Linked DNA regions of Mus musculus: all the other regions are linked to region 1. A link is a loop called in an ENCODE intact Hi-C map of the cell type or tissue named here. Cell type or tissue: heart. All regions are shown on one strand. Region 1 holds the start of Susd6 (sushi domain containing 6). Region 2 overlaps Susd6 (sushi domain containing 6). Region 3 has its middle 26 kb from the start of Gm23298. Region 4 holds the start of Srsf5 (serine and arginine-rich splicing factor 5).

Region 1 (5,000 bases):
TCTCATTCCTACTACAATATCCAGAGTCCCTCTGTAGACAGGAATCCCATCTACAGGGTCAGTCTCGAACTGATAACTGTTCTTCCTTTTAAACTTAATGGGTACAAAGTTCCTTAAGCAGCAAACAGTGAGCCAGGCATGGTGGCTCACACCTTTAATCTCAGCACTCGGGAGGCAGAGGTAGGCGGATTTCTGAGTTTGAGGCCAGCCTGGTCTACAAAGTGAGTTCCAGGACAGCCAGGGCTATACAGAGAAACCCTGTTTCGAAAAAACAAAAAACAAACAAAAAGCAGCAAACAGTAATGAAAACTAACACCATAAATCAAAATAAACTAAATTAAAAGTTGAGCACCATGAAAATCTGTCTGGTTTCAGTTTTAATCATCCCAGTATCTATAAAACCAGGTAACGACTGGCATATGCTGTGTATGATATGAAATTTAAAAAAAAAAGTGAACTAGTATTGTGCAACCTACCATTACTGGGCTTCCAGGAGCAAGTTAGGGATGCTTATCATCAGAGAAAGAGCCTCAAACAGTGGTGTTTTGAGAAGAATCTAGACACTCCAGAACTTACATTTGTGGCTTACATTATTTAACATGTGTAACTTTCATCTCAACTGAAAAAATAAGGATAATATCGGCCCTACCTCAAATATTATTACATGAGATCAAAAGTGAAACTTGGGCCAGTGTGATAGCTCAGAGTGGAGAAGCACCAGACGTGATCACCAGAGTTCAATTGCTGGGAGGTAGAAAACTGGCTCCTGCAGTTTGTTCTTTGACCTCCACACCAGCACAAGTTCACACACTCAAACTCACACACGCTAAATGAATTTAGCTTGGGACACAATAAACCCTCAACAAGTTTTCCACAGTATCACCACCTTATGAAGTGATTCCTTTATTGAAATACAGGAATCCACTCCCACCCCCAACTCAAGACAGTTCTCATTTCTACTTGAATGTGCATCTAATGAAAAATGCAAAGCTCAGAAAACTAAGAAGTCAAAGCCAAGGGCATGTCTCTACTAGTCTCCACTAGATGGTGACAGCCTGGGTGTAGAATTCCCAGAGCACAAAAGTGTGTGTGTGTGTGTGTGTGTGTGTGTGTGTGTGTGTGTATGTGTGATTTTATTATTATTATTATTAACCAAAGGGATTCTAACACCAAAAACCGATTGACCAGTGAAAAGTGGAAAGTCACTGCGGATCTTGCAGATCTAGAAAGGACTAAATACCCATGGCTTAACTGAAAAGGATAATGTCCCCGCACCTCTCTTCGAACCCCAACCAACAAGAGCAACAAAGGGCAGCACACTACCTTGTCACCAAAGAAGTGTGTGGCAACAACATTGGGCCTCTGCTGAACTAATGTAAAGTTCCCAATGAACTTAATGCCTCTTTGGGATCCCCGGCCTTGCTGCCCTCCCAATTCCGTTACAGGTAAGTTTTTCCACCATGGTGGCTGTCCCGGGAGGGACCATCAGTCTCACAAGTAAGAAAGTCTATATGTAGTTACAGTAAAACCGAAACAAAACAGGAAATGGGTTCGGCAAGTTTCAGCCCACATAATAAGAAAAGTTTTTGCGACTGAAGAGGCGACCAGGCGCTGGGGCTCCAGAACGCTCCCGCGCACAGGCGAGCGGCTGCAAGGTTTCCTCAGGAAACCCACCTCGGCCAAGCCGGTCCCGCCGTGCGGAACCGCGGCTTCGCTGGACTGGAGGGCCTCCGCCTTGCAGCGCGCTCCACCGAGCCCGATCTGCTCTCCGCTCTCGGGCACCGGCACAACCACGCCGCCGCCCTCGGAGCGGCCCGACCCGGCTACTCCCGCGCGGCTCGCAGTGCTGACACCGGCCGGCGCGGTAGCAGGCGGCCGCGCAGAAGGCCCGCGTCCCTGAGGAAGTGCTTGCCCGCCAGTGCCCTGACAACCGGCCCCGCGCGCCGCTGACACAAAGCCGGCCCCTCCAGCCCGGGCGGCGGTGACAACTCACCCGGGAGCGGCGCCGAGACCTCCGGGAAAGGGGGCGCTAGCAGCTCCCGCGTCGCCGAACCCGCTCCGCCGCTGAGCGCGCCCGCCTGCCTGCACTCCCTGTCGGGTCCCCCGCGACGCCTCGCGTGCCCTGGTCTGGCTCACGCGGCCGGGCGCTGACGAAGGAGGAGGACGAGGACGAGGACGCGAGCGGTGGCCGGCTCCTGAGGATGGAACGCGGCGGCGGTGGCGACGGCTGCGCCAGCGTCACTGGCCCAGCTGTACGACGCGGGCGGGGGAGGCCCCGCAGAGGGGGCAGGGCAGGGACGAGGCCTGGGCGGGGTCAGGCACGCACGCAACAAGCGCAGGCGTCGCGCCGCTGCGACCGCCCCGAGGAGTCACGCGCACGCGCCTCTGACCTTGTCTGACACGCCCCTGGCGGCGGGGGGAGGGAACCTTAAAGAGACAGTCACTCGAACTGCTCTGGCTGTAATACTCTAGTTAAGCCACCTTCCTAGAGGGCCCTCCGGTTCTTTTACTGTTATTGTTTGGTTATTATTTGGATGTTTTAATTACTGTCATTTGCAAGGAAGTATACTGTTGTTTAAGAGCCTCTTCTACACACGTCGCCCATTTAGGTCTTGAATCGCTTGCCTGACCTATCTTCAAAGCAGGTTATTATCTCCCTATTAAGCTGTACTCTAGGTTAGGGTGTGTAACTTAACTATCTCAAAAGTGTCCCGAGGGGGTTAGGTGGGGGTGGAAATGTAGATCAGGCCATTCTGATTCTATAACGCTGGGGTGGGCTTCAGGAATCTTTTTAATGGGTGTCCCTGAGTGCTATTTCTGCGCACTCAAAAACACCTGGCAGATCTTAAATGGAGGAAACTGACATTCCAGCGAGGCCTGGGGAACCTAGAGCTGCAGGCTTGGCCCCTAGCTTTTTGCTCTGCTTCTGAGCCTCCTTGAATTGCTTTCAAGCGCGTCTTAGGTGAGCAAATTGAGCACTGGTCAGCTGCATCCATTTAACAGTGACTCTCACTACAGAGGGGTGGCCATATGACAGTAGGAACTATCTCTTTGTGCCTAGGTACTTGGTACTAGGTACTTGGCCTGTCTTAGAGGTGCTCAATAAATGTTGAAGCACTCCTTGAAAATCAGTGACTCATAAATTAAGAAGGCCTGTTAGCCTTTTCTTTTTTTTTTCTTTCTTTCTTTTTATTTCTATTTATTTATTTATTTATTTATTTATTTATTTATTTCGAGACAGGGTTTCTCTGTGTAGCCTTGGTTGTCCTGGAACTCACTCTGTAGACCAGGCTGACCTCGAACTCAGAGATCCGACTGCCTCTGCCTCCCAAGTGCTGGGATTAAAGGTGTGCCCCACCATGCCCAGCCTTTTCTTTTATCTGTGCAAGTGCCCTACCTAGGATCTACTGGAGTTTTTTGTTTCTTCTTCTTCTTCTTTTTCTTCTTCTTCTTCTTCTTCTTCTTCTTCTTCTTCTTCTTCTTCGTTCTCCTCCTCCTCCTCTTCTTCTTCTTCCTCTTCCTCTTCTTTCTTCTTCTTCTTCTCAGTTCTCCTCCTCCTCCTCTTCTTCTTCCTCTTCCTCCTCTTCTTTCTTCTTCTTCTTCTTCTTCTTCTTCTTCTTCTTCTCAGTTCTCCTCCTCCTCCTCCTCTTCTTCTTCTTCCTCTTCCTCCTCTTCTTTCTTCTTCTTCTTCTTCTTCTTCTTCTTCTCAGTTCTCCTCCTCCTCCTCCTCTTCTTCTTCTTCCTCTTCCTCCTCTTCTTTCTTCTTCTTCTTCTTTTTCTTCTTCTTCTTCTTCTTCTTCTTCTTCTTCTTCTCAGTTCTCCTCTTCCTCCTCCTCCTCCTCTTCTTCCTCTTCCTCCTCTTCTTTCTTCTTCTTCTTCTTCTTCTTCTTCTTCTTCTTCTTCTTCTTCTTCTTCTTCTTCTCAGTTCCCCTCTTCCTCCTCCTCCTCCTCCTCCTCCTCTTCTTCTTTTTCTTCTTCTTCTTCTTCTTCCTTTTCTGCCAGATACCCTTTGAACAAAGTTACACCTCAGGGCCTTTCACCTAGAAAGCTTCCAATAAAGGTGCTGTGAATTACTGCCACAACAACACACCCATCCCTTAGAGCAGTGGTTCTCTCAGCCTTAATGCTGTGATCCCCTTAATACAGTTCCTCATGTTATGACAAAACTCCCAACCATAAAACTATTTTTTGTTGCTACTTCATAACTATAATTGTGGTAGTATTATGAATCGTAATGTAAACATCTGTATTTTTTGATGTCTTAGGTGCCCCCTGTGAAAGAAAGGGTCCGGTTCAACCCCTTTCAGGGTCCCAAATCACAGGCAGAGGACCACTTTAGAAAGCTCCCCCCTCTCCCTGTGGGCCTAGGAGAAACCCCTGATGTATTCCCTTCTTTTTCCTTTCTTCCTCTGAAAAATAGACACCTGGCATCCTGCCTACTTACCCAGTCTGAGGGAGCTGCACCTGCCCAGACCATTAAGGGGGTTGAAAAACATCAGCCTGGCAGGATCTGGACAGCCTGTAATTCCGGCATTAGGGAAAGAGGTTGAGGCAGGAGGATTCCAAATACAAGGCTAGCTTCAGCTACAAAGCAAGATCCTGTCTCAGCAAAAGAAAAGATGAGAAATACTGCAGGACCGTAGCATAGCTTACTAAAACTTGTGGTCCTGGCAGGAAGACCCAAGAGACAAGAGAAAAGAAACAGGGAAAGGGTAAAGAAGAGCCCGAGCCCCACCAAACAGAAGGATGGGTGAAAAAAAAGAAAGCAAAGGAAGAAAGTGGGTATACAGACAGATCATGTCTTCTGAAAGGACAGCTGAGTCTCCAGCCGTGCGTGGCAGTTTGGCCACTAACAGGGAACTTCATGGAACACTTGCCGCATCTCACGATGTCAACCCATATCATTACTCACCACCTACCAGAGTTCAGCAACTGGGAACAAAGTCCTCCAGCCCGGACTGTGTCCGGGGCTCTCCAGCAGTCTGGCAGGAATCCAATCA
Region 2 (5,000 bases), 76 kb before region 1:
CAACTGTGAATGAAGCACAGAGATGGCTCTGCGACACACACTTCCCTTTAGGAACCTGCATTTTCCTGTCATGTAAGACAAGAGGAGGCAGGAAGGAAAAAGGACTCTTTAAGGGAAAAAATGAAATGGAAGAGACACCGGAAAATGTGTTCGTGCTATGCTCACTGCTCTCTGCGCTAGCAGAGCCCAGCCTAAGGGTATCAGCACCTGATTAGTCAAACAGAAATCCTGACCTCAGAGGAGTTTTACACAGTCAAGCAGATGCCTCAATAAAGAAACAGAGCCCCTCAATGGTTCAGAGTAAATGCAACATGGCATGCGCCAGCAAACCCAAGGACTTCCACAAGACATGGAATTACCACAGAGGCTGAGAGGCCAAATGGCTTTTAACACAGCCTAAGAGAGCTCTCGAGAAAGCATGTGCTACTCCCCAGGAGCCAGGGAAAAAGCAGAACCCAGGCAGCACCCGTTTTTATCTGCAGACTGACCTTCAATGAGATGACAGCTAACCTCCATGGCTGGCGTCCACTCGCCATTTTTGCAGGTCAGGTATTTGTAGTCACCCTTCAACATGTAGCCTTCTGCACACAGGTACTCGATGACACTGCCTGCTGTCAAGGGGTCTTTACAAGGCCGGGGGTGGCAAATGTAGCCACCATTCTCTGGCTCTGGGGGCAGAGGACACACTGCAAAGACAGAGGGAGATGGTACTACAATGAGACTTTCAAATGGGTATCTTGTCTTAGTAGCATGGCCCCAAATCACAAAGGGACATAGACCCGTCCTTGGGAAAGCCTACTGAACTAGTGTGGAATTCCAGTTGTCACTGACGGTGAGGGAAATGTACCAGCAATTGGTCAGTCTGGTTGCCCACAGTATTTCTCTCCCTACCAATGGCCAGCAGACTCCAGAAAAGTTCTGTACCTGCTGTAATTTGCACTTGATTCTAACAGCATCCACTAACAGTGAGTCAGACTGTGGGATAAAGTACGGGCAACTCACTAGGCTAAGTTTTAGGCTGTTTACAACATCAATTCCAGGAAAGACTCCCTGGATGAGTTTGGCTTCTGTGAAGATCTCAGAGAGCTTTCCTGGGAGGCTTCCAAAGTCCTGTGCATCTTCTTTTGTCTGCTAGGCGTCACTTGCCTTTATCCCACATTTTCCCTCTAGGTATGACAATCTAGTTTTAAAGTCATCATCATCTTTTAGGATTCTGTGAGATAGTTATCATCTCTTCCCTCTAATGATGAGGATACTAAGTCCTGCAAAAGTGAAGCAACTTTTAGCCAAGATTGGGGCAGGCAGGGGGCAGTCAACCTGGGACCAGAGTCAGGCCCTTTGATTCTAACCCCAGCTCTTCTTCCCCTGAGTCCTAATCCCTATCCCATGAGCTGATCGGTTTATAAATTTATGTATACCAAGATCACTTCCTTTCACCACCTCAAATTGGTTAACTAAAGAGATGGCAAACAGGTGTGGTAGGATGTTGGTTTAGAAAGGGTGTCACAGGAGCTGGAAGGACCAAGCAGCTCTTAGGAGATGGAAAACTATTTCTATTTCAGACAGATTATAGAACTGAATCCCAAGCCAGGCAATACAAGGTGGTGTGTCTAGCTACCCTTGCCTAGTCAATGGGGGCACTAAGGAGTCACTAAAGTCTAGCCTGGCGAAGGCAACATGATCAGGCACTCATTACCTCCAACTTTCCAAATCTTTTATAATCACAAGATACAACAAAGCTTTTTCCAAAGGAAATTCATCTTGCTGACTCCTTGCCAGCCTGTCCCTCGTATCACAGAGACATCATCCATCTATGTGGGATCAGAATGGCCATTTCCTCTTCTCACTTCCTCTAACAGCTCCAAGTGACTGGGAATCACACAGGCGTGTCTGACTAGCAGGAAAAGGCCCTGGCTTCTTCCCATGTGAACATCCCATGGACCACATTCTGTAGCTGTGCCCTTGCAGCCTCCCACCTGACCCAGATGCTATTATGCAGTTAATATCAAGTCTGGCTGGGGGAAAGTGTCAGATGGAAAACAATCCTGCCCTCAGGTTGCACATCCCTAGAGGTAGGTAGAAAATATGCCATTTTCTTTTGTTTCATCATTTAAGTGCGGTTATAACTGTTTTTGGGCAGGTGTTTGGGACTGAATTAGGGACTTATCCATGCTGGCTAGACAGCATGCCATCAGAGACAATTTCATTCACTTTCCTTTTTTTTTTTTTTTTTTTTTTTGGTTTGGTTTTTCGAGACAGGGTTTCTCTGTATAGTCCTGGCTGTCCTGGAACTTACTTTGTAGACCAGACTGGCCTCGAACTCAGAAATCCGCCTGCCTCTGCCTCTGCCTCCCAAGTGCTGGGATTAAAAGCATGCGCTACCACACCCGGCTCCTTTTTTTTTTAATAAATATTTTTTTTATTTACTTTTATTAGGTATTTTCTTCATTTACATTTCCAATGCTATCCCAAATGCCCCCCTCACTTTCCCTTTATTTGATCCTTCGGCAGTACTGCAGATCAACCCCAGGACCTCACACATAGTAGTATACATTCCCCGCTGAGCTACTGTTTCAGCTCAGCAATTTTTTAAAAGTTGCCAAAGGATCTAAAAGTCCAGCAGAAACTATGACACCAGAAGATGAATGCAAGTATGAGTCCTTGTCCCCTTAAAGGATACACCTCTGACATCCCTGCCACCCACCTGGCTCAAAGTCCTAAACAGGAGAGAAGTGAGTGAAAATATTGCTGTAGTTCCCTAAGTGGTGGCCAAATCATTCAGACAGCTGGCAAGCAAACAGTTGCTTTACTATTTCATTTTTCATTTTCCGTCCATTGAGTAGTAAGTCCCTCAGACCTTCTGACTGACTCTTGGCGCTCTATAGACTGTGTCTAACTGGTTCATTTCCTTGGCATAATTAATACTGAACAGTCTGGCCAGCTCCTGAAAGCAGGCAGGACCCACACAGAAGCAGGCCAGTACACATGGAAGAGGATCTCAGAGAAAGGGCTAGAATTCTAGAGCCAAGCCTACTCTGCTACACATTTTCTTCCCTTGTAAACCCCATAAATACATAGGATATCAGTATATATGTGGTATAGAGCTAAAAATAACATGTACAATGAAAAGACAGATGTCTTATTCTGCTCTGGTCACTCAGCTCCCTCCAAAGATACCCAACTCTTTCAAAACAAGTATAAGTTATAGAAAATAGGGGTATACAGGCTCCAGTCTCTAAGGGATTGGAGGTTTGTAGGCAGGCATATATTTAAATATCTAGTATACTTTCAAAAGACTTAACAAAAGAGGTTTCTGGCTAACAGCTACAAAGAAAAGACCACACTGTCAAAGACAGGAGCTGCAGGGTTCAAAACACATATACAGATGCAAAACACTCATATAAATAATATAAATACATAAGTAAATATCAATCTTTAAAAAAAAAATGTGTTTAATGAAGGTGCTGACAAGATGGCCAGAGAGAAACTCTCCTAAGGACTGAGAGTAGGGGAGGGGAGAAAAAGAGGGTCCCAGGCCCAAGCATCAGTTCTAGAGAGGTGGTCACTGGAGCGGAGCTGAAATAGTACTGTAATTGTCCTACCTGGCTATAATTCCAGCAAACAATTAGAGCGAGTCCTTTCCACATGTCTTTAAGGAGGGCTATAAAGATCACACTAAGGCAGAGCATGACACTGAATAGAGCCTACAGTCCTAATTCCTTGGCCTGTTCACAGTATGTCCTCTTTCCTCCCCTTCCCTCACTCTACTCCCATCTGTCCTTTACTTGGCTAACTCTAGGTAAAGCCAGCTCTGTGTCATCATGTGTTCTACCATGATGTTCTGCTTTGCTACGGGCTCAAGTGACTGGGCGGAAAAGGTAGCCAAAATAAACTCCTTTCCTCTTTTTAAAGTTGCTTTTCTTGGTTATTTTTTTTTTCTTCACAATAACAGAAAGCTAAATAACATAGGGCTAGTAAAGGCTACTGTTAATGGTCAGCAGTCTTTGTGAAGAGTTCTTGGAAGTATTGGAAGATAGGTTTGTGGATCCAAAAACAGAAAGATCTACATGATAGAGCATGAGACATAACTAGGTGTGGTACCTCACTCCTATAATTCTAGCATCAGGAGGATTCTGGGTTCAAGAACAGTCTAGGCTACACAGTAAGGCTTTGTCCAAAAAAAAAAAAAAAAGAAAAAAAGAAAGAAAGAAGGAAGGCAGGCAGGCAGGCAGGCAGGTAAAAACCCCACCATTTAGCAGAGGACCCTTTAAGGTTATTTAGAAGAGGGACATTTACTCACTGTAAAACTCTTTCTTGATAAAAAGGTTCAATTTCTAGTTCCAGTTTGTTAACAACAGAGCCAGAGAAAAGACAAGGGGATTACAGAAAGTAAACTTGTTCACGTGGTTTTTTTGTATGTAGGTAGTGTACACAGCTCCTAGATGCACCACTTTCCTGAGTTCCTTCTACATGAACCATTTCACATTAGGACAAGGAGGCTCGTTCATTTGAGTTGAGTGATTTTCTCCAAGGTGGACCTGTCCATACCTTGTTCAAAGAGAAGGTGAAAAGTATCCCAAACAAGTTAGAATTAGAGCATTACAAATATAAAGGGAGGGAGGGAGAGAGGGAGGGAGGGAGGGAGGGAAGGAGGGAGGGAGGGAGGGAGGGAGGGAGGGAGGGAGGGAGGGAGGAGAGACAGAGAGATTGGGGGTGGGTAACCATCTGGTGGTGGTCAAAGGCTTCTTTGAAGACTCTCCTTCAAAAGCAGAGTCTTAACAGTTCATGCTTACTGATATATGCCAAGCACTACTCTAAGCAGTTTACAGTTTACATGTGGAACTCCCTATGTTTCCCAATATATACATTTCCCCCTCCCCCCTCTCAATATACTCTCCAAACACAATAGAGATACAGACGAGCAAATTAAGAAAGAGAGGTTAAGATACTTAGAGGTTCAATGCTACCCAGAAGGCAAGGGTGGTGCAACATATCAGAGG
Region 3 (5,000 bases), 95 kb before region 1:
AGGAATATTTCCAATTTTACTCTTGTTTTCCTTGTGTCTTCCATCAACCTAGCAGGCCAGAGATATAACTCCTGATGCTTTCATGGCCACTATTATTAAATAGCTTGACCGTTTCTGGATGCCTCCAATGAAAAATAGAAATGGACAAGAAGAACGTTGTGACTGGGTGGAAGTACTGTCCCCAGTGGGGTTCAGTGTTGTCCCTCCAGGTTCACTATCACCCCTTTTGGCTCAGCACTGGTGTTTGAACCTGGGGCCTCGTGCATGGAAGGCATCAATCACTCTGCCGCTGAGCTATGTTTCTACAGGGTTTTGGTAAGTTAGCCGTGTTGGGTTAAAACCGAGTTGGGAGCTCAGGCAGGCCTTGAGTTTCCAATCCTCCTGCCTCCGCTTTCTGAGTAGATAGGATTACAGACCTGGGGCCACAGGGCTTGATTCCCGCCCCCTCATTTCTGGAAATCACTAAGAAAAACGGTAAACAGTTTAATTTTTAACTTTGAGTAGCTAGCTGCCTGGTTGTTGCTGACAGGAAGTCACTCTCAGGCAGTGCATGCACCCTGTGTTGTCCCAGCCAAAGAGAAAGCAGGGCCTGTACTGGACACCTCAAATGCCTCCATCTGCAGAGAGAGAAGCCAGTTGGTCCCTAGGAAGTTCTGCTCAGCTGTTAGTAAGCCACAGACTTCAGGAGGGAAGGCTCTGCACTTGTCTGTGGGTATCCTGTTGCTGTGTCTTTGGTTGAAAATCAATGAAGTCTCCAGGCAGAAGTGGTGCATGTCTTTACTAGCACTTGGGAGGCAGAGGTAGGAGGACTTAAGAGTTCAAGGCCAAATCCGGCAGTAGTGGGTGCACACCTTTAATCCCAGCACTTGGGAGGCAGAGGCAGGCAGATTTCTGAGTTCGAGGTCAGCCTAGTTTATAAAGTGAGTTCCAGAACAGCCAGGGTCACACAGAGAAACCCTGTCTCCAAAAACCAAAAAAAAAAAAAAAAAAAAAAAAAAAAAAAGAGTTCAAGGTCAGTCTGGTCTACAGAGTTCTAGGACAGCCAGGAGGGAATATTGAAGTCTATCCTTGAAGAGAAAGGTACTCTTTTTGTTTGTTTGTTTGTTTTTCGAGACAGGGTTTCTCTTTATAGCCCTGGCTGTCCTGGAACTCACTTTGTAGACCAGGCTGGCCTCGAACTCAGAAATCCGCCTGCCTCTGCCTCTCAAGTGCTGGGATTAAAGGAGTGCGCCACCACGCCCGGCTGAGAAAGGTACTCTTAATCTGAGCTGATTTAAAGATTATCATAGGTTTGATTTGCCTCATATCAGACCTTATTTTTTTAAATCTCCAAAGAGGAGGGAGGAGGGGGAGGAGGGGGAAGAGGGGGAAGAGGAGGAGGAGGAGGAAGAGAGAGAGAGAGAGAGAGAGAGAGAGAGAGAGAGAGAGAGAGAGAGAGAAAGAGAGAGAAAGAGAGAGAAAGAGAGAGAAAGAGAGAGAGAAAAGGAGGAGGAACAATAATTTTTTTATGTTCCTCACTTTAGAATTTGCTACTTATTTACTCACTTCTTATTCCTGTGGATGTCTATAACCTGAAAGACCCTCCTCTTCCCATTTTGCTCAATAGCCCCTTGCTCACTTCTCCGTGAAAAGTATTAAACCATAATTTATTCTCTAAGACACAAAGCAAGAGGCATCTTCTTTCATGGGGGACACTATGCTCCTCCCCCACAGCACCGACCCACCTCTTCACTCCGCAGCCACTCTGCCAATTGGTCTTTACAGCTTTCCATCCTTACCGTGGTCTTCTTTGTAAAGCCCTCTTCCCCACTGTACACATGCTTTGAGGGGTAAACTGAGTCTCACTCACCACTGCCTTCTGAGAAGCTAGTATCAGACTTTGTGTGATGCCAGATAATAGTTTACTGAACACATTCAAAACGGAATGAGCTCTGAAATGACTGGAGCAGAGGTAGGAAGCGGCCATCCGCTAGAGTGGCGGTGGCGTAAAGTCCCACCTAGTCTCTGAGAACAGCCACTCAAGGGCTTCAGGAAACCAGTGCCCCACCCCCATCCCCACCCCGAAATGAGGCAGCATATGCCTGATGTGTTTGTGCTGAACCAAAGAACTTGTTTCACATGCCCCCTCCCCTTCCCCCGACTCTCCAGATGTTGAGCTCAGCTGGCAGGCTTCATCTACAAACAAGCTGTCTTCACTGGAGGTCACACTGTTATTCCCCAAGGGAAGTTCCTCTGGGGAGATGTCCACACTTGCCAGACCTTCTGCCTTGCAGGACTAAGTTGAGAAGCCTAGACCCAACCGCTATCTCAGACTTATAAAGTCTAAGCTGCCCCCGCAGACTGCTGGGGCCACATCCAAGTTGCGAAATTTCCTTTTCCCAGGACACAGGGGTGTCAGGGGAAGTCCAGAAAACCAGGCAGCTGTTCCCCTCCAGGGCATGGGATGGGACTTTCTTGTGGTTTTATAATGTTCGCAAACAACTTGCAGGAGAACCAAGCCCAGCTCAGGAATGTGTACCATCCCAAAACAAGCTCACAGTCAAATAGTATCTCATTTAACAATGAAAGGGAAAACCCTGGAAATGCCCCAGCACTATTTCCTGAAGAAAAGCTGCAAGACACAATTCCTCTGGGCCAGGGGCAGACAGGAGTTGCAGGGTGGCTCATTGTGCCAACTGCTCGGGCAAAGCCACACCAGGGATGGGGGGGGGGGTGGGAGGGAGACCGGGGGCTCAGCTTTACATGGGATGGCCTCGGGAACTCTTGGGAGGAAATTTTGGCCAGGATAATACTTAGACTAGGGCCAGGTGCTGGGGGAGGTATTCCCAGAAAGTAATGACCAAAGCAGTGGGATGTAGAGGTGACTAGTAGTCCCCATGGGGCTCAATCCAGGAGCCTGGATTCAAATCCTAGCTCAGTGGGAGACTGGCTACTTAAGGTGGCCTTGGGCTGCACTTGGATCCGCCTGAGTTACTTTTTTCTTTTCTTTTCTTTTCTTTTCTTTTCTTTTCTTTTCTTTTTTTTTTTTTTTTCACTTATGAAATGGGTAAATGGCCTGTGCCTTGTAAAAGTGGCTTTCTCACAGGCCAATGTCCCTGTTGGCATTTTGTCTAGGCTCTGCCCCACAATTACCTGGCAACAGCCAGGTACGCCTGACTCACTATAAAAGGGGCTGCTTCTCTCTCTCTCTCTCTCTCTCTCTCTCTCTCTCTCTCTCTCTCCTTCCCTCCCCATGCCCTGAATAAACTATTCTATACTATACCATCATGTGGCTGGTCCCTCAGGGGGAAGGGATGCCTCAGCATGGGTCCACAGAGGCACCCCCTTCTCCCACACCATACCTTACCTCCACCCAACATATTCCTGTTTTTTTTTTTTTTTTCCTTTTCTTTTTATAAAACACAGCAGTCCCTGGTGGGATTCACTTCTTCACTGCATGGGTGGGACCTGGCGATTATGTTTTTCTTCTCTGGGCTAGTTGAGAAGGCAGGCCACCAACTCCACAGTGGGGTGGGCTGTTCATATTCCCCTTTGGCTGCTTATTCTATGTCCAAGGTTTTTGGGAACAAAGAGAACAGGGGCTGCAGGATGGCTCCCAGCTCACTTGGCTCTCCTAGGACCAGGAACCATATTGACTGCTGGGGCAAAGCCAAGCCCTTCCCAAAGCCACTTTGATAAAGTGAAAACCTTTGGAGCACTCAATCCTAAGTGGGATGACGGCATCACTGCTCCCCCCAGCACCGCCCTCTCCCACTCAGGGATCTATGCATTAGAGGAGGCAGAAAGATCTTAAGTGTTGTGTTTGATAAACGGCAGTGGTGTCATGCGGGAGGAGGGAGCACCTCAGAGAGCAGGGCAAGGTGATTCCCTCAGAGGAATCAGTCATATGACAGGCCTAGTGGAAGGACGATTTTTTTTGGCAGGAAGGGAAGAGGATCTGGGGAAGGGGGTAGAGGAGAGAGGAAGAGGCTGGCTGGCCCAGGACACATGGGAAATGGATCGAGGGAGAAAGAGGGAGGAAAGGGGAGGGAGGGGGAGGGGGAGGGAGAAGGAGGGAAAGAGAGCGAGCAAGAGAGAACTTAAAGTTGGGTGGGTAGAGAAACTAGGATCTGGGAGGAGTAGGGTGGACATGATAAAAATACATTGTATCCAAGTTTTTTTCTCAATTAAAAAAAAGTTAGCCTGGCGCGGTGGCACATGCCTTTAATCCCAGCACTGGGGAGGCAGAGGCAGGCTAGCCTCAAACAGAGTGAGTTCCAGGACAGCCAGGGCTTCACAGAGAAACCCTGTCTCGAAAAACCAAAAAACCAAAAAAAAAAAAAAAAAAAAAAACCAAGCAGAAATGCAGACTTACTGAGGGTGTGGGACAGAAACATACTCTAGCACTCAGCTCCATTCCTGCTCTGCTACCAGGTGGCCAGAAGACACATTAGCAGGACAGCTCTGTATCTTCAACTGCAGAACTGAGAAGCAAATGGCCACTGTACCATCTGTGCTTTGTCTTCCCTTGGACACTAAGTTCCAGGGGGCTGGGGAAACAACCTTCAAGCTCTCTTGGTAGAGCTAGTTTGAATGGTTTTCTGTTCTTGCATCCTGAGGTAACTTGGGGTTATAGGCAGAGCTCCCTGGGGCATATATTAAGAATGAAGGCTGGAAGACAGATTTGAATTCTAGTTTCTACCATTTCATAGCAGTGTGACTTTATAATAACGCACTTTTTGATTGCTATTAACCATTATTGTAGTACTGGGGACAGAACCTAAGATTCTGTGCTTCCTAGACCAATCACCCTGATTTGGGGTTTTGTTGTTTTAGACAGTCTCTTGCTATACAGCCCAACCTAGCCTTGAACCTATGATCCCACTACCCCAGCATTTACACTCTTAAGCCCATTTCTTTATTTATAAAGCTCACGTTCACCATCATGCCACTACTCCTACCCCTGCCTCAGTCCAGTAAGTTGCTAGGGACTAGGGAAGTGCAGACTGAGCCCAGAATGC
Region 4 (5,000 bases), 160 kb before region 1:
AGCGTTACAGGAAGACAGCTCTCAACTTAGGGATCAGATCACGTTATCAACGGTTCTGGGATCGCTGCAACCCGGCACTTCAAGTAAGTGCACCGATTACGTCTAGACCGGCAAACACAGATCTAGAGGTGGCCAACTGATCACTGTAGGAGCTGACTGGCAAAGTCAACCAGGCCCAACCAAGAGTGACCAAGACAACGATTAGGATAACCCACAGGCACTCCTCGTCATAAGGCCAACGACACAGATAGGCTGGCAAATAAAGGGTTTAATATTTGGTTAAAATTGATTTTAAAAAACATGAAAAAATAACCTCAAAACATTTACATTTGATCACTAATATTAAAATCTGAAACATCCCCCAGTTACATTTAACTAAAGTTTAAAATTATAGTTCAATTAAATTAATTTAAGATAAAGCATTTAATAAGATATATATTAATAAAACATTAACTACCCATTAACACTTTTAAATGCCACATTAAAAAATATCTCAAAACTGTATTTCAACAAACCTGCCAGCTGACTCTTGAGGATAAATTCTCAACTATAAGTCGATTTTCTGTTCTTACAGGTGGAGCATTTCTGAAGAAAGAAAAATAAGCATTCAGTGTCAGATGTTATGTCACAATGTCAAATGCTATGTGACAAGTTTAAGCCAAGATAGTGATTCCATCAAGTTTCTGGGTTCTCAGCATGTGGACTAACTAGACTTAACTAGTCTGAGAACCATTTAATGCTAACGGACCCTAACCCAACCGTAACAGCCAAACCCAAACCACATACCGTCTATCATTTCGAGGTCTGCGACTGCTAAAACGGTCGGAGTATCGTCCTCTACCTCTTCCACCTCGAGACCGAGCCCGGGCATGTTCAATCGTCACCCTACAAAGAGGTAAAAAAAGCATTCACACACTACACATGAGAGCACTTACATATGCAAATGTCTACTCTGCTCTACTTCCCTGGGAGAACTACTTATAAACCAATCATGCTTACCTTTCACTGCAAAGTTCCTTCCCATCAAGTTCATAAACAGCATCATCTGCATCCCTTGGGTCCTCAAATTCCTAAAATGTAGCAGTAAGAGTAGAGCTTTTGGACGTGCATGCATTCTACAGCACATTAAGATCATGGAAGCCGAGCGTGGTGGCGCACGCCTTTAATTTAATCCCAGCACTCGGGAGGCAGACAGATTCCTGAGTTCGAGGCCAGCCTGGTCTACAAAGTGAGTTCCAGGACAGCCAGAGCTATACAGAGAAGCCCTGTCTCGAAAAACCAAAAAAATAAAAAATAAATTTAAAAAAAAAATCATGGAAGTGTTAAGATATACCTTACACTCAGATACTATAACCCTAAGCTAGGGATGACTGAGAATCAACTCCAGCCAGCAGTTACTTTAACTTCTTAACAGAAGCCACTGCTTCTTGGCCACTTCTAACATCTTTCTGGGAAAACAATTCACATGGACTCAGAGTCCATGCTCATCACAAGAGCTCTACCCACTTTGTTTTTTTTTTTTTTCTTTTTTTGGAGACAGGGTTTCTCTGTGGATTGGCTTGCCCCTGCCTCCCAAGGGCCAGAGACCAAAGGCATGTGTCACCACCACAAAGTTACCTAACTTCTCGACAGATAATTCAACTCAGTTTCAAGTACTTACCACAAAACCAAAACCTCTTTTCAAGTCAATATCTCGGATCCGTCCGTAACCCTTGAAGAATCTTTCCACATCTTTCTCCCTCGCTGCTGGATTTAGTCTCCCAATGAACACTCGACAGCCACTCATGATGCCCGGCTAGTGTTTCCTGTTAGGCAGTAATTGAATCGAGACAATATCAACGATTGACACCATGGGGGTGGGGGATGTTCAGTCAAGCAGTCAAACACACCCCACGTTTACCAACTCTACTAACAAGGTCGCCATGTACCTTTTAAGTCGTTCACGACCACCACATTCAAATTCCAAGTTAAAACTTAACTCTCCAAAAGACCCCCTTCCCAGGTTCCACACGGCAGCCCACCACAACGCCAGTAGCCACCTTTCTAGACTGCGCAGCCGCACACGCTGTCCCCGGATCCCGGGGTTCCCCTCCCATCTGCCGCAGTTAAGGCCAGGCCGAGAAATGCGGGCGGAGCCGAGCCCGCCCTCTGCCAGGCCTGGTCCAATAGCAGCCGGCCGCGCCCGCGTCGCGGCCTCCCCGCGCGTCACAAGCCGGAATCTCGCGACGCCACCACCGAGCCTGCGCAGTGGGCGACGGGGCGCGTTCGCAGCACAAAATGGCGACGGCCGAAGTATGCGGCGGGGTGTGGGGGGGGGAGGAGCGTAGCGAGCCGAGCTGCGTGCCCCCGAGACACGGGCAAGCCCGGGGCCCAGAGCGCTGCGCCTGCGCCGGCCCACGGGGGGAAACCCTAAGCTGCCCTGGGCCAGGCCGGCTCCCCGGCGTCCGGGCCTCGATGAGAGCCATTAAGGGCGGCAGGGAGGGGCGCGCTGCTTCCCGACACAAACGCCCTCCCCACGCCCGCCCTTCCGCCTCGTGTCCCCCTCACGCAACACCCACAGGGAGACGTGCCCCAGCGCCCACCTCAAATCAACTGCGCTCTCTGAGTCGCCGTCCTCCGCAAAGAGCGAAGCCCCGGCCACTTGCGACCCGAGCGGCCATGAAGAAGCCTCGATCCGAGAAGCCTTGCCCTCAAAGCGTGCCACTCACCTACCGGACAGGGTCTTTGGCGGCTGAGACCCCGGAGAGGTCCGTAGTCTGCGACGGAGCTGTCTGCCTCCCTACACAAACACACACACAACACACATACACACGAACCCAACTCGTCTACAGTCTCTCCACAACTGACGCACTTAGCAGCTCGGACGTTGCACAAAATGGAAGGGACGTCCTGGCGTCACTTCCGGGGCGGTGCCAGAAGCTCGGGGACCGCCCACTTGGAGCTGAGGACAGACGGTTCCTGGGAGCCGGAAGTTCTAGTAGGGCGGGGCTTCCTTACCGCGACCCCTGGCGAGAGCAGTGGGTGGTGGGAGGACTAGAAACGTTCGTTCAGTTGGCAGGATACACCGGGACACTTCTTTGGATACGAAAAGATGTATTTAAACTTTTTCTTAGGTCCCTCGAAGATTACCAAGAAACCCAGGCTTTTCAAAAATCACCTGTTTCTTTTAAAAATTCATTTACATAGTCGGTCTCGCTAAGCAGTCCTGGCTAGCCTTGAGCTCAGCGATCCAGCCGGTCCGCCTTCAGTGTGATAGGATTATTGGCCCGAGCACCAGGTCCAATTCTTTCTTTCTTTCTTTCTTTCTTTCTTTCTTTCTTTCTTTCTTTCTTTCTTTCTTTCTTTCTTTCTTTCTTCCTTCCTTCCTTCCTTCCTTCCTTTCTTTCTTTCTTTCTTTCTTTCTTTCTTTCTTTCTCTCTTTAGCCTCTTCTGCAAATTGTACTTATCAATGTCCTTCAAGAGAGGGTTCTTAGCCGGGCGTGGTGGCACACGCCTTTAATCCTAGCACTTGGGAGGCAGAGGCAGGAGGATTTCTGAGTTCAAGGCCAGCCTGGTCTACAGAGTGAGTTCCAGGACAGCCTGGTCTACACAGAGAAATCCTGCCTCGGAAAAAAGAGAGAGAGAGAGGGTTCTCTGAGGCTCAAGTAAGTGAATTCTTTCAGTGTTGTGGTTTTTGTTCTGATCAGCCTAAGGAACTGAATTGTTTTCTACTAAAGGAGAGATTTCACGTGGTGAAATAATGAAATTGGTACTGTGGGTAAAAAAAAAAAAAACAAAAAACGCTCCTATATATTGAATCCCTAGGGCCAATCTTGGCTCAGCTAGCTGGGAAAGATTTCAAGTTGTTTCTAAATCCAACTGGCCATTGTCCATTCCTTTCTGTCCAGGTCTCAATCTCAATAGTTAGGTGGACGGTGGTAGCTTCAGCCTTTAATCATCTCTGTGAGTTCCAGGCCTACCTTATCTACAAAGTCCAAGACAGCCAGGAAAACCCTGAGTCAAAGAACCAAAAAAAAAAAAAAAAAAAAAAAAGAGTCGAAATCAACAGTTATTGAGAAATAGAGTTTATGCTTCCAGCATGGATGTAATACACAGCAGTCCACATCGGTAACTCTATCCAGCCTTCCCCAGTGAGGTTGGGAGGTCTAGAAACATTGACAATAAAGACTGTTGTTGTTGTGAAAAAGGCTACTTCTCTTTAATATTTTTATCTGTAACCTAAGGCATCATCTAGATTTTGAGATGTACCTAGAATAGAGTCACACAATTTCAGCTAGGGTCACAGGGATGAACTGATAGCTCAAGAAGGAGCAGAGCAACCCTGGGTCTGACCTCATTCACGTGGAATAAGCTTGTCTATTCAGTTAACTATGCAAATAAAAACAGCATCAGTGGACCCATTAAAAAACATGTAGCGGGCAGTGGTGGCGCACTCCTTTAATCCCAGCACTCGGGAGGCAGAGGCAGGCGGATTTCTGAGTTCCAGAACAGCCAGGGCTACACAGAGAAACCCTGTCTCAAAAAAAAAACAAAAAAACACTTGTATTATCCCAGAAATGTCTGGGGGTGGGGGGTACTCTCTTTTGGATAAATATTTTCCCCATGTCATTCTTTAGGGGCAAGGGCATCCTTTCCAAAGACATTCAAACAAATAACATATATGTAGTAGAGGAAAAGAGTTACAGAGATCACAGATTAAGAGAACATTTATTGTCCATCACAGACCTGCTAGCTGCCTTCCTCTCCCCAGAAATCGGGTTACACCCTCCCTGAAGGTGTTAGGAGTTGATAAGAAAGCTTACTGTAGCCAGGCATGATGGATAGGTATGTTTTTAATCCCAGTGTTTAGGAGCAGAGGAAGGAAGTAGCCTACTCTATGTAGTGAGTTCAGAGTTAGCCGGAGCTACACCGTGAAACACTGTCTGAAGAGAGAGAGGGGGAGAGAGAGAGAGAGATTCTGTTTCTGACTCAGATTCACCCTATAAGCCCATCTTTTACTT

The links. A loop is a pair of places that touch in the nucleus more often than their neighbours do. Peaks named below come from ENCODE experiments on the same cell type or tissue, not always from the same donor. Only the 100,000 strongest peaks of a DNase experiment are listed, where the experiment ranks them.
Region 2: a loop joins it to region 1, with 2.6 times the contacts of the local background. A loop is called at or near these places in 4 of 42 quality-filtered maps.
Region 3: a loop joins it to region 1, with 2.5 times the contacts of the local background. A loop is called at or near these places in 9 of 42 quality-filtered maps.
Region 4: it touches region 1 in a loop (9-fold over the local background); 6 of 42 quality-filtered maps call a loop at or near these places.

The regions. Positions count from the first base shown.
Region 1 is chr12:80,787,809-80,792,808 of GRCm38, reverse strand. Susd6 (sushi domain containing 6) reads right to left here and starts at 2,277. Exons shown (of 6, transcript NM_178682.4): 1 at 1,994-2,277. In heart, CTCF peaks have their summits at 1,015 (motif pointing right) and 2,416; DNase peaks (open chromatin) are centred at 1,418 and 2,318; H3K4me3 peaks cover 2,698 bases; H3K27ac peaks cover 2,678 bases; H3K27me3 peaks cover 256 bases.
Region 2 is chr12:80,864,113-80,869,112 of GRCm38, reverse strand. It overlaps Susd6 (sushi domain containing 6), which reads right to left. Exons shown (of 6, transcript NM_178682.4): 3 at 489-686. Among named protein-coding and RNA genes, the nearest start is that of Gm23298, 45 kb to the left of the region's middle. In heart, no CTCF peak of the experiment used is centred here; DNase peaks (open chromatin) are centred at 542 and 1,892.
Region 3 is chr12:80,882,840-80,887,839 of GRCm38, reverse strand. No RefSeq gene overlaps it. Among named protein-coding and RNA genes, the nearest start is that of Gm23298, 26 kb to the left of the region's middle. In heart, no CTCF peak of the experiment used is centred here; DNase peaks (open chromatin) are centred at 2,279 and 3,759; H3K4me3 peaks cover 856 bases.
Region 4 is chr12:80,943,381-80,948,380 of GRCm38, reverse strand. Srsf5 (serine and arginine-rich splicing factor 5) reads right to left here and starts at 2,882. Exons shown (of 8, transcript NM_001079694.2): 1 at 2,709-2,882; 2 at 1,661-1,805; 3 at 1,000-1,070; 4 at 787-885; 5 at 516-585. The coding sequence starts at 1,786. It overlaps Gm20337 (predicted gene, 20337), which reads left to right and starts at 2,982. Exons shown (of 3, transcript NR_045057.1): 1 at 2,982-3,644. In heart, a CTCF peak has its summit at 3,020; DNase peaks (open chromatin) are centred at 2,210 and 2,900; H3K4me3 peaks cover 2,314 bases; H3K27ac peaks cover 1,662 bases.